Regions from separate parts of the Homo sapiens genome. Here regions 2 and 3 are each linked to region 1. Evidence: chromatin contacts called from ENCODE Hi-C or POLR2A ChIA-PET data. All regions are on one chromosome and are shown on one strand. The core of a region is the stretch at or near the end of the contact, and the rest is flanking DNA. Distances in the headings are between cores, read along the strand shown.

Evidence for each region. Hi-C counts contacts between places; a loop is a spot of excess contacts on that map. ChIA-PET counts read pairs that join two places held with the same protein, here RNA polymerase II (POLR2A). Pooled maps may share reads with other maps.
Region 2: a pooled map shows a loop between it and region 1 (2.4-fold over the local background). The contact joins the promoter of MILR1 here to the promoter of TEX2 in region 1. A Hi-C loop is called at or near these places in 2 of 50 pooled maps. POLR2A ChIA-PET finds 5 or more read pairs at or near these places in 2 of 52 experiments (T-cell and activated B cell).
Region 3: a loop to region 1 is called in a pooled map, with 4 times the contacts of the local background. The contact joins the enhancer-like site here to the promoter of TEX2 in region 1. A Hi-C loop is called at or near these places in 5 of 50 pooled maps. POLR2A ChIA-PET finds 5 or more read pairs at or near these places in 5 of 52 experiments (HEK293, OCI-LY7, T-cell and 2 more).

The regions. Positions count from the first base shown.
Region 1 is chr17:64,261,947-64,264,611 of GRCh38, reverse strand. TEX2 (testis expressed 2) reads left to right here and starts at 1,352. Exons shown (of 12, transcript NM_001288732.2): 1 at 1,352-1,444. RefSeq lists a silencer at 1,155-1,764.
Region 2 is chr17:64,447,744-64,450,408 of GRCh38, reverse strand. MILR1 (mast cell immunoglobulin like receptor 1) reads right to left here and starts at 1,294. Exons shown (of 10, transcript NM_001085423.2): 1 at 1,186-1,294; 2 at 1,054-1,095. The coding sequence starts at 1,240. RefSeq lists a silencer at 1,382-1,431.
Region 3 is chr17:64,410,891-64,413,555 of GRCh38, reverse strand. No RefSeq gene overlaps it. Among named protein-coding and RNA genes, the nearest start is that of PECAM1, 21 kb to the right of the region's middle. Within about 2 kb of position 1,320, at least 21 of the 41 ENCODE cell types and tissues checked have a DNase peak (open chromatin) inside an H3K27ac peak, as active enhancers do; they include OCI-LY7, where a contact is called at or near this core.

The DNA of each region.
Region 1 (2,665 bases), core at 103-2,602:
CTGAGTGTGGTCCTTGTACCACTTGCATTAGAATCACCTGGAGGGAGGGGTGTCGAAGGCCATCTCAGACTTACTGAATTACAGGTTCTGGGGTGGGACTTAGAGATCTTCATGTTAAAACCCTCCAGGATGATCTGACGTTGAAGATCTGACATTTGGGACCCACTAATGCAGGAGACACACTGACACATCTGTTTGTTGTCTTGGTCCTTTCTTGTGGTGGGTGGGAAGTGCAGAGGGGCAAGGACTACGGGGGAAGGGGGAACTCTCCCTATGTGCCAGTGCTTCTGCCAGCCAACCCAGGTTCGCAGAAGATAAATGCACAATGGGCATTGCCATCCCAGGAAGCTCATTCTAAGTGAGAATTTACCTCGAGAAGTCACTTTACCTCTCTGAGCCTCAGATATTGCCTCTCTAAAAATGAGTAGTTAATACTATATAAGTTCTAAGCTCTAAGAACTCGTGGCCAGGCGCGGTGGCTCACGCCTGTAATCCCAGTACTTTGGGAGGCTGGGTCCGGCGGATCACGAGGTCAAGAGACCGAGACCATCCTGGCCAACATGGTGAAACCCCGTCTCTACTAAAAATACAAAAATTAGCTGGGCATGGTGGCACGCGCCTGTAATCCCAGCTACTCGGAAGGCTGAGGCAGGAGAATCGCTTTAACCCAGGAGGCGGAGGTTGCAGTGAGCCCAGATGACGGCACTGCACTCCAGCCTGGCGACAGAGCGAGACTCCGTCTCAAACAAAAAAACTAGTAACAGAGTTAGTTCAGGATAGGATGTGGTAGTGTGGTAGTCAGGTGGGGGAAGTACATAATGCGGGAAACTGGGAATTTGCCTTTTTAAATCAATGTCTGCAGTTGGATGGGGATAGATACGTCTGATGGCCCTCTAAAATGCAAATCGAGTGAATTTGCCCAGGGGGATACCCCTGGTTCTCCGCGCCTCAGTCACCCCACCTCAACCCCCAGCCCTCGTCTCAAGGGCACTTGTTGCTGCTAGACTGCAGGAAGAGGAAATTAAGAAGTGCAAAGAGCTGGGGACAGTGTGCAGCCCCGTTGGGAGAGTGAAGCTTTTGTCCCCCTCACCTGGGGCTCTTCCAGGTAACCCTCCCCACCACTCCTCTCCCTAGCTCCAAGGGCGGTGGCCCCTTTAACAGACCTGACAAATCGCTCCCCCATTTCCGCGGCCTCACCTCGGCGCGCGGTAGAACTGGATTGGTTGGGCCTGGCGTGCCGTTTGCTCCGCCCCCGCGCCCTCTGGTTGGCGGCGGCGGCCGCGGGCGCGGGGCGGGTCCGCCGGCGGGGCGGGGCGGCGTGTGCCCGGGGGCGGGCGGGCGGCAGGGCAGCAGGACCGCGGCCGGTGCCCCAGCCGAAGCCGGAGTCGCGCGGCCGGGAGCACGGGCGCCGGCATAGTACAATGAGGCAGCCAGCGGATCTTGGGTGAGCAGTCTCAGGGCCAGGCGGGGGCGGTGGAGGGAGCGCCCCGCGGATAAGGCCCGGGCTGGGCGCGGATCGACCCCGCGGGCTTCAAAGTACCGGTCGGGTCCGGCGGCCCTTGGCGTGGCGGGGCTCGGCCCCCCACCCCGCTGTCATGGTTCAGGTATTGAAGGGGACGCCCACCCGCGACACCCCCGGGCAATCCCTTCCTTCGGGGCCCCGCCGGATGGCTCGGGCTCGACTCCGGCGGGAGGAGCTGCCGGCCCCGTCCCCTCAGCCTGCGGTCCCCGGCCCCGGGCAGGGAGGCACCGTCACGCGCAAACTAGAGGAAAACGGCTTGCAATTTTATGAATGGGGCCCCGGGTTCCTGCCGCCCCCCTCACCGGCGACGCGAAATGCTTGAAAGTCGAGAACCGCAGTTACTTTTACTCGAATCTGTCAGAGGTTGTATGCGCCCCGGTGGTTTTTCTCCAACTCCTGGAGAACGCGGGTGGCGGTGGGGTGGTTTGTGTGCTTTAGCAGGGAGGCGGCGGCGTGCCGAAATCCGGGGGATCGGAAGGTTAACAAGTGACATTGGGCTGAGGCCTAGCGCCAGGTGCCTTGCGGGGAGGCGGTGTGGCCGTGGACGCCGTCGCTGCTGGCTGCTGAGCACGGAAACCATACGGTGGAACCGGAGAAGGCGGGGAACGGCTGGCCACATTGCACCACACGCTGCCTAGAGCGTACGGCTGCCATGGGAGTTGGTGCAGGGGAGTCTTCCCCTTTTGAAAACGATTTTTGGAAAACTTAGCCCCTCAGTGGGTTGATAGTTACTTAAACCATCGGTTGTTATGGTTACTGGGCGTCAAATGTAAGGGCAAAGTCTGTTTCCACCCTCGCTCTTTCTCCAGAGCTATGAAGTACTTTGTCACTGTGTTTTACAGACACTGTCCAGGGAGGACATCCTTTTTTAGAGTTGAGGGAAAATTGTGGGCTCCTTGAGGGCAGGGCTCGTGCCACGTTCACGTTTGAAGTGCCAGCGTCTTCACACCATCACCGCTCTGCACATGCATTAAAAGGAATGAGGCTTTTACATGTTTTGAGGATTCTCAGAGGATTCAGAGGAGTCATTTCAGGAGCCAGGTGTAAGCTGGAGGGGAAACAACGAGTGACTTTTATATGGAAAACAATAAGGAAAAATGGAGGGCAGGTTATCCTTGAACTCTGGAGTATGGGGAGTTTGAG
Region 2 (2,665 bases), core at 45-2,544, 190 kb before region 1:
AGGATTGTAACAGAACTTTTACATTTTATACAGTAACAACCACCACCTTGGCTATCACTTACGGATGGTTTACCATATGCCTGGCACTGTGACGAGGAGCAGGGATTGTCTCATTTGATCTGCACACTAGCCTACCAGGTAGGTGCTTTTATTAGCCCACTTCACAGATGAAATAAATTACAGTGTCTCACGCCTGTAATCCCAGCACTTTGGGAGGCCAAGGTGGGCGGATCACGAGGTCAGGAGATCGAGACCATCCTGGCTAACGATGTGAAACCCCGTCTCTACAAAAAATACAAAACATTAGCCAGGCTTGGTGGCACACGCCTGTAGTCCCAGCTACTCGGGAGGCTGAGGCAGGAGAATCACTTGAACCTGGGAGGCAGAGGTTGCAGTGAGCCGAGATTGCACCACTGACTCCAGCCTGGGCGACAGACTGAGACTCCATCTCAAAAAAAAAAAGAAAGAAAGAAAGAAAGAAAGAAATTAAGGTCAAACTGGGTATGTCATGAGCTCAGGCTGCTGGCTAGTAACTAGTAGAACCAGAGGTTAGACCACTTCCCAATGTATATTTCTAGTGTTGCTTGAATTATTTCACAATAATTCTGTGGGTTTTTTTATTTTGTTTTATTTTTTTAAGAAACGAGGTATCACTATGTTGTTCAGGCTGGTCTCAAACTCCTGAGCTCAAGCAATCCTACCCCATTAGCCTTCCAAAGTGCTGCGATTACAGGCCGGAGGCACCACACCCAGCCTGTGTGTTGGCTTTCTAGTTAAAACACAACAACCATAAAACAACAATAACAAGGAAAGTTAGAAAACTTTCATTGTGAAAACAAATTTCATTATTTTTCTCACTGAGTCTCAGAAAAAAATGCTGCAATCCCCTCCCTAAAATCATTTTATTTTAAATGATAGATAATTGAAAAGACTGTTCTTTGGTTGTTCATAAAAGCTCAGAAACACTTTTGAATGGACGCTTATGTTGCAATCAGACTGTCTCACCACTTCAGTGAAAATGGTTTCAATAAGAAAGAAGTAAATGAAACTTACCATTTGTTTTCATTGCCTCACAATCCAATACAGCTTTTCTACCTGAAACAGAAAAGGAACACGATAAAGCTCACTTTCCACATGACACGTTGGCTTGGAGGTTCGAGCCTCAGAATGATAAGGGGGGCTTACAAGTGACAGAAGAAAATATGCTCCAGAAGAGGAGCCTGTTCAAATGGCTCCACATTCTCCCAGTTGAAGTCCAAGACGGGGTCAGAAGGCATAGTAGAACCACAGTGGTGAGTAACTCGGAGAACTTCCTCTTTTTCTTAGCCAAGTTAAGGAAATCAGAGGGTTTGGATGAGGTTTGCATAATACTGGTTTGTTCGACCAATCTGTCTTCCTCTGTGAGTTCCTGTAAGAAGAGAGATATTTGGTAGATTGCCACTCCCCCGCCCCCCCCACCCCCCCACACCCCCACATCGTCCCATGCTGGCTGGGAAAGAGAAGAGGTAAATCTGACTGTTACATTGTCTATGTAAACCCATCTGATCTCCTTGCTCTGGACTCAGTCTATGCCAAAAGGAGTTTGGTGGAAGTTTGATTTAGTCTTTGGAAGCAAACCGACTGTCTTAAGCAGATACATACAAATATTGTATCAAAAATGCCTGCTTTTTTTTTTTGAGACTGGCCTCACTCTGTCACCCAGGTTGGAGTGGAGTGCTGTGATCATAGCTCATTGCAGCCTCAAACTCCTGGGCTCAAGTGCTCGTCCCACCTCAGGCTCCTGAGTAGCTGGGACCACAGGTGTGCACCATCAGGACTGGCTAATTATTTTTATTTGTAAAGACAGGGGTCTAGTTGCCCAGGCTGGTGTTAAACTCCTGAGCTCAAGTGATCCTCCCGCCTCAGCCTCCCAAAGTGCTGGGATTACAGGTGTGAGCTACTGTGCCTGGCCAAAAATGCCTGCTTTTGTTAAACGTTGATTCCTAGACCCCACTCCAGACTTACTGGGTTTCAAGTCCAGGACGCTGATTTTTTTTTTTTTAAACAAGGGCCCTGAGCAATTCTTACGCACAGTGAAGGCTGAGAAATATCTGTACAAGGTGCTGCTGCCTCAGTGATTTCTGAATCAAGGGAGCCTTGGGGACTTGATATTACGGCAAGCCCTCCAGTGCCAGGAGATCTGAAGTAGGAGTTACCTTAGATCAGCCTTTGAAATAGAACGTGCAGGCTGGGTGCGGTGGCTCATGCCTGTAATCCTAGCACTTCGGAAGGCTGAGGCAGGCGGATCACCCGAGGTCAGGAGTTTGACACCAGCCTGGCCAACACAGCGAAATCCCATCACTAGTAAAAATACAAAAAACTTAACTGGGTGTGGTGATGCGTGCCTATAATTCCAGCTACTTGAGGGGCTGAGGCAGAAGAATCGTTTGAACCCGGGAGGTGGAGGTTGCAGTGAGCCAAGATTGCACCACTGCACTCCAGCCTGGGTGATAGAGCAAAACTCTGTCTCAAAAAAAAAAAAAAAAAGTCAGTTGAAATAGAATGTGCAGAGCCACTTCTTGATGGAGTGGAGATCACCAAAAGGATAGAAAGGTATGACTATAGGGCTAGGTGGGCAAGACAGCTGGTTGACACTTGCAAGAATTGACAGGTCCACCAAGAGAGG
Region 3 (2,665 bases), core at 71-2,570, 150 kb before region 1:
CCATTCGAGAATGCTGCAGGCTACAGTGACAAAATGCTGGTCCTGGGCTATCTGAGACCAGTCCTGGAATGACTTAACTAAATTAAATCTTATGAATCAAGGTGCCTAGCACCGTGCCTGTTGCCTAAAGTGTAGCTGGAAAATAGTCTCCCACGAATCCAGAGTGACATTTGCTCCATACCCAGTTGGGCCTAAGCCTCTAGATCTAGAGATATCCATGAAGAATGGCTCTTGCTTTAAGAACTTAATTCTTTAGTGACTAATGTTTCTAGAGCATTAACCGCAGGCAAGCATTTTCTAAGAGCTTTACATATGTTAATGTCCAATCCTCACAGACACACTGTGAGGCAGATGCTCGCATTCTCTCCATCTTGCCTATGAAGAAATCAAGGCTCAGAGAAGTTAAGCAAATCCCCTGAGGTCACACAGCTAGTCTGGGCCTAGAAGAGCCTTTTCTCCTACTATTACTCTGTGTTGCTTCATAATATGGTGTAAGTTCTGTGGGAGCCCAGAAAGCAAGGCATCTGAGCTACTGGGAAGGAGGGATGAGACAAGTACCCTGAGGAGTTAGCTGACCAAGGAAGCAGGGAACAGCATTTCAAGCAGAAGGAACAGCACATGCAAGGGTTACAGGCAAGAGACCGTGGCCTGCATAAAGAGTGGCTGATGACGTTTGGGATAAACGACTTCCCAGAACATTTCAAAAAAACTCAAATGTTTTCTTTGGGGAAAATAGTCTGATTTTGGCAAGAGAAAGAATCTCAGAAGAGAGCCTTGAGACCTTCAGGAGCTATTGTTAACTTGGTGAATTGTCTCTGGTGCATCTCTCTCCCTCACAAGGCCTGTTTGTTCTTCTGTGATAAAAGGGCTAATAGCACCTGTGCTGTGGGCTCATTTAATAGAACACAGTCGTGTGTAGGGCGTAATAGAAGAGAATGGAATGGAATAATGTAGGTGGCATGCATCGAGAGCTTCGCATGTGGTGGCCACCCAGGTGTGGCACAGCCCTGGGCCCCGACGCATCCGCTCGGGCACCCATGCCTTACTGACACATTGAAGAGGAGCTGGGAATTTGTTTTCCATCTGGCAGAGCCCCTTCCGTCTTCCTCTACCTGCGGTTCTGGGGGCTCAGTCTGGAGAGGCGCCAGGCGGCTAACTGACTCTGGCATTGGGAATGCGTTTGCAGGGAGCCAGGGGAAGGGAGAAGTCTTACTGCCGGCTCCCTCCAGGCTCCCTTCCTCGTGATTTATCACTATGGAAACTGAGCTCCTTTCCTCTTCGCGCTGCCGGCTGGTGGGGGTGCACATTGTTGATGCCGTTGCCCCACAGATCAGAAGTTCCTTCCTCTTTCCTGCTGCAGAAATGCCACAGTAACCTACGTGGCCCAAGAACTGCAGCTCACACCTGAAGAGCCCAGTCTTGGGAAAAACAATCTCATCGGATTCCCCAGGGGTTACGGGGGCCTTCTGGGTAAGCAGAGCCGGCCTGAGAACAATGTCAGGGGAGAACAATGCAGCCACCGGGCTGAGCTGGTGGCCCTGCTGTTCCTCTTCCTTCAGCTTCCCTAGTTGGGGGTTAAAAATGGATTTACAGGCAGTCGCAAGTATATCATGTTAGGCGGCAGAAAACTGAAACTCAGAGTCTCTTAGTGTGGGCAAAGTCTCCCGCGACAACCCACTTGCTGCAGGTGCCCAGCCCTGCATATGCCCACCCATGACATATGCCCACCCACTGCATTTGCCCACTCACTGCATATGCCTACCCATCACATATGCCCACCCACTGCATATGCCCACCCACTGCATATGCCCACCCACTGCGTATGCCCACCCACTGCGTATGCCCACCCCCTGCACATGCCCACCCACTGCACATGCCCACCCACTGTGTATGCCCACCCACTGCGTATGCCCACCCACTGCACATGCCCATCCACTGCACATGCCCATCCACTGCGTATGCCCACCCACAGCATATGCCCACCCACTGCACATGCCCACCCACTGCACATGCCCACCCACTGCATATGCCCACCCACTGCACATGCCCATCCACTGCATGTGCCCACTCACTGCATATGCCCACTCATGACATATGCCTGTCCATTTCATGTGCCCACCCATGACATATGCCCACCCATGACATTCCCACCTAGTGCGTGTGCCTATCCACTGCATATACCCAACCCCTGCATATGCCCACCCATTGCATATGCTTGCCCATTACACATGCCTATCCACTGCATATACCCATCCACTGCATATGCCCACCCACCGCATATACCCACTCACTGCATATGCCCATCCACTACATATACCCACTCACTACATATACCCACTCACTACGTATACCCACTCACTACATATGCCCACCCACTGCATATGTCCTCCCATCACATATGCTCACCCACTGCACAGGCCTGGTGAGAGCTGGCTCTGCTGGACTTGGTCTGGCCCTCCGTAACCATTCCTTAGAGGCCAGTGCCTGGATTACAGCACCCTGGGCATGGCATCACATGTACCTGTGCCAGGTCCTAGACTCAAGGACACAGGGCAAGGGGGGATTCCAGAGACAACAAAGGAAGCTCCCTGGCCAGGAAGTCCTGAGACACTGCCAGGCCCAGCAGTCCCCTTGCTGGCCACACAGACAAGACATGGCCAACCTC